2 separate regions of the Homo sapiens genome follow, and region 2 is linked to region 1. The links are chromatin loops, found by intact Hi-C in ENCODE. Cell type or tissue: ascending aorta. All regions are shown on one strand.

Region 1 (2,500 bases):
GAAAATGGGATCCCTCCTGTAGCTCTGCCAAAATTTAAAAAAAAAAAAAAATTCCTAAAAGAACAATCTCAGACAAAATTTATCCTTACAAGTCTCAAATATTCTGCTCTCTTCCACAATTAAATGGGTGTAGACACTCAGCACCATAATTTGGTTTCGAGAAATGGTATGGAAGGTCTCAAGAAAAGTTACACACCTTATCAAGTGGAGTCACAACATAGAGGCTTCCAAAGGTCGAGTTGCCTTCCTGCCTTATTATGAAATGTACCATTATGAGAAGGGCAGTGGGGTTTCCATGAACACTCCTAGAAACTTCAACTAGTAAAAGGCCTTCTGTTACTTTTCTCAAATTGCCCATCGACAGAAGTTGGCGCTTCTGTGGCGCTACGTGACAAGGGCTGCGCATGCGCTCTGGGATCAGCCAGGCCCACCCGCGGCACAACCCCAGGCCTCAGTGCCGTCAGGTGGGCTAAGACAGAACAGACCTCGGTTCTCAGGGCTTTAACGAAATAACGCGGGTAAAGCACCTAGGGCAGAAGCCACACAGAACACCAGAAGGCATTAATGGCATTTAAAGGTATTGAATGCAGACTAATGCGCAGAACTTGGTTCTCAGACCACGTCCGCGGCCACCCCTCTCCTGAGAGAGCAGAGAGCACACTTGCAGCCTGACATCTCCCAGTTGAGCTCGGCAATGAAGGGATCACTGGGGATTTAAAAAATGGGAGACGGCTGCTTGGGCAGAAGCCCGAGGGGGCGGGCGGGGGGGGGGAAGGGACGAGCCCACAGGCAGCATCCCGACACCTCACACTTCCTGCCTCAATGCACAGAAGAAAGTGTTCTGAAGGCGACGCCCCCAGTCTTGGCGGGAAACGCCGCGGAAGACGCTTCTCTCGCAGAAATGCCAAATTTTCGGGAGCGCGGGCTCGCAGCACGTAACAGAACAGATCTTTTTGTTTCACGGCCCTCTCGTAGACCTAATAAGCGCGAGGGCGAAAACCAGGTCAGCGACCAGAAGCCAGGCAAGGTTGCGATTTTCGGAGCACAGCGAAGGGGAGAGTTTCTAAGTTCTGAATGTACCTCTATTTAGGGTGGTTTCTATTATTTCTTCGCGTCTACCCTGTAGTTGCCGCACCCTGAGCCCTCAGCCCCGCCGCTTCGCACGGAGCGGAGCTCAGAGGGTGCGCGCTCCGCCCTTTCGCGGGCCTGGCATGAGCGCAGTGGTTGTTACACTAAAGTGTCTCCGCCTGTCGAATATTCTCGTGGCAGCGATGGCCGAGTGGTTAAGGCGTTGGACTTGAAATCCAATGGGGTCTCCCCGCGCAGGTTCGAACCCTGCTCGCTGCGGAAGCGGGTGCTCTTATTTTTTCTATTTTTTTAAATAAACACCTTCAAATGAAAACTTTTACTCTTCTCTGTATTTTCAATGCCTGTCAGCTAAATGGCGCGCCTACGGAGTGGTTTTATACGCTGTAGAAAAGCGAATAAATGTCAGTGCTGCAAACATGTACTGTTTACACCAAGAGGAAAATCCTTCCACTGTCCTAAAAGGCAAGGTAACTCTTCGTGCTCCATGAGAAGAGCAAGGTGGCAAAATAGAAATAAAATGAATATAAATATTGACGCAAGTTTTCGGGCTATCACAGCCTGAGCAAGCTATCAGCTCACTAAAACTAAGAAAAAGCTATGCCACCTTCCCTTCCATCCCAGAATCACTTCCGACGGTTTCCAGACCACATCCAAAAGTGGTATGAAATGGGAAATAATAAAAGCAATTTTAAAGTTCTACTTATAAAGCATCTTAGATACATCCACATAATGGAACACTATGCATGTAAGCATTAAAATGATGTTAATGGCCGGGCGCGGTGGCTCACGCTTGTAATCCCAGCACTTTGGGAGGCCGAGGCGGGCGGATCACGAGGTCATGAGATCGAGACCATCCTGGCTAACACGGTGAAACCCCGTCTCTACTAAAAATACAAAAAAATTAGCCGGGCGTGATGGCGGGCGCCTGTAGTCCCAGCTACTCAGGAGGCTGAGGCAGGAGAATGGCGTGAACCCGGGAGGCGGAGCTTGCAGTGAGCCGAGATTGCGCCACTGCACTTCCACCTGGGCCACAGAGCGAGACTCCGTCTCAAAAAAAAAAAAAAAAAAAAAATGATGTTAATGATGTGTGAGGGCCTTCCCAATGCATTGCCAAATGCAAAAAGGACAGATCAAAAAACAGCACATCATACTATGATCATATTTTTGTTAAGCAACTCATGTATATACCCATCTATGTGGGAAGAATGGGAGAGAAAGAGAGAGATGGAGAATGAATGGAGGCTGGAAAGAAATACACCAAAGTGTTAGCAGGGATTATTATCCCTGGGTGGTGTGATTTGGGAAGATTTTTATTTTCTTAAATAATTTTTTCCTTAACTGGGTTTTCTAAAATTTGTACATGGACCCAGTATTATGTTTTAAATAAGAAAATTGTGAGGTTAGTCTTTGG
Region 2 (2,500 bases), 98 kb before region 1:
TGGCACATGAGAATCTGTTTTAGTGCTATTTTTAAAACCACTAATAAACAGCAGACTCGAGCCTCTGCTCAATTGAATCTGCCTGAGTTGTGAAAGAAAAAATGTGTAAGAGAACCACATTTTTATCTAAATCTGAAATGCCTGCTAATATACTCGGAAAAGTAGACATTTAAAATTGGAGCTTTCATAAAATAGTCTAGAGTTTAGTGTTACTAAAACGAAAATTAGTTATAAAAGTAAAAATTGCACAACATAATAGTTTCTATTCATCCCATTTTATAGAAATAATGTCCTTTCATTTCCCCCAAAGTTATCTAACCGAGCAACAGATAATCTATAATTACTAGGATTTGCCTTATAGCAAAGTTTGATTTTTAAAAGTTTGACACTCCACTCACCTACTGCAGGACAGAGTATTGCCCATATACAGATACTAAACCAATTGTCTAAGCAATTTCTTGTATTTAGAAATTCAGTGCCACTATCATGGCTCACAATTTGGCTTATGATGCATCTGTAAGCAAACAGCCTGACAAGCACCCTAGTGTATTTCAGGATGACTGACAGGACACAGTGGCCCAAGCAAGAAGGGGGGATGGGTGCTCTTAAAGCAACATGCCAGTGAAGGGTAACATCAAACAGCAGAATCAGACCTGAAATTCTATTTTTCAGATTTACAATGAAATAATAATACATTACCCACTATCAACTTCTAAATACAACTTGCATGGTCATTATGTACCCAAAACACTGTAAATCCCAAAGTAGAATTTTTGAGAATTTGTAAAAGTAGAAAGAAAAAATATAAAACAGGCATGTTATATGATACTTCCCTGAAGCGATCAAGCTTTCAGGTTACTTAAGAATATGCCTGTTATTTTTAACAGAAATTAAATCAGGCTATCCACAGAAAAGCCATTCTTTCTTTTCCTTATAATATCAACTTTTATTTTAGATTCAGGAAGTACTTGTACAGGTTTGTTATATGGGTATACTACATGATGCTGACATTTAGGGTATAATTGATCCCGTTACCCAGGTAGTGTCCAGTGGTGGGGTGAGAAAAGCAGTTCTTATCTCACCTTCATATATTTGTCAATAGCTCTTACAACAGTAATTTAGGAATAACTAATGAAGGTAATTTAAATATCTTGAATTAATCTGAATTGTTATTGAGGATAGGGGCCAGAGATTCACGTATTTTCCCCCTACTGCATTCCTTCCCTATGACCTACTTCATGATTAAAATATAGACCAAAAGATTCAGAAATTCTACTTATAGATATTTCTACATTAATTTCACTTTAGAAAACATTTTAGTAACATATTGGCTTCATTCTTCACATTTACAATTTTTTCCTATATTATTTCACAATACTCTGCACTGCTCAATCCTTTTATAATAGAGCAATCATCCATATTTTAAAAACAAACAAACAAAAAAGCCAAGTCACTCATTTTTAAACACAATTCCTCATTTAGCCAGCAGAGGGTATTATTAGATTCTGAAAGCCCACATATTGCACCCAATGACATGTATTTTTATACTTCAGCTAGGAACTGGGACACATCATCTCAACTTTCCTTAGTAAATGTGCTTAGAAATATCCCATTTTATTTTGCCCATATAAATTTGACTTTTAGAGCCCAGATTAATGCTTCTCATCTGTATCACACTACCATTATTTCCTCCTCTATCTGCTCCAACAGCTGCATCCTCTGAAAAAAAGCACTAGAAGACCAAGAAGTGGCAGAATTACCAAGAAGAAGCAGAATTGGGTTCAATCATCAGAAAGACTTCCCACAATCCTAAATTTTTCTGGGACAAACAAATGAACAACAATCTTACATAAAGATTCTAAGCTCCATTAGAAAATCGAAAACAAATCCTGAAGAAAACAGAACTAAATTACAGGATAAAATCTCTCTTCAAAATTATATGACATTTGTAACCTCTTTAACTCCCTGTTTAATATTTGCTAAATTTTCATTATATATTAGAAGCCACAGACTAATTTTAAAGATATACTTCCTGTTATTACAGCATTAATATATTTCTCATAAACATGCGGTATTATGACTAACAAAGTTCCCTTACAATTTATAGGTTCTTTATTTCACAACTTAACACTCACTTAGTGTGGAAAGACATGGACAGCAATTTGCCTGATTTATTCTAAAAATAAAAATTTTACTATCTAATTAGCTAAAATCATTAACTTCCACAAATTTATCTTGGCTGAAGATAAAAAATTTTCTGTTTCTTTGATGCAATTATATCACAAACATCAAGTTAACTAAGTTAACTATGGCAAAAGTGAAAAAGCAATTTCAAAGAGCAATCTCTTTTTCCTGCTCTCAGATTTGCCACTAATGGCACATCCTCTATGCTAAAGTACTAAATTTTCCAAAGAGAAAATAAATGTTAATTCTCTTCCTCAATTGTCATTCAAAATAAAAAATTATAGGTTATTTTCCTTTAAAGGGGAATTCTATTTCT

Evidence for each region. Peaks named below come from ENCODE experiments on the same cell type or tissue, not always from the same donor. Only the 100,000 strongest peaks of a DNase experiment are listed, where the experiment ranks them.
Region 2: it touches region 1 in a loop (3-fold over the local background); 37 of 110 quality-filtered maps call a loop at or near these places.

The regions. Positions count from the first base shown.
Region 1 is chr10:67,763,238-67,765,737 of GRCh38, forward strand. It overlaps TRS-TGA1-1 (tRNA-Ser (anticodon TGA) 1-1), which reads left to right and starts at 1,266; the gene lies at 1,266-1,347. It also overlaps a transcript of CTNNA3 not described here. RefSeq lists enhancers at 234-528, 641-810, 914-1,163 and a cis regulatory region at 726. In ascending aorta, no CTCF peak of the experiment used is centred here; DNase peaks (open chromatin) are centred at 424, 934, 1,254 and 1,858; H3K4me3 peaks cover 2,301 bases; H3K27ac peaks cover 1,890 bases.
Region 2 is chr10:67,665,143-67,667,642 of GRCh38, forward strand. The region is part of intron 1 of CTNNA3 (catenin alpha 3); the gene reads right to left. Among named protein-coding and RNA genes, the nearest start is that of CTNNA3, 30 kb to the right of the region's middle. In ascending aorta, a CTCF peak has its summit at 1,476 (motif pointing right); no DNase peak of the experiment used is centred here; H3K27ac peaks cover 532 bases.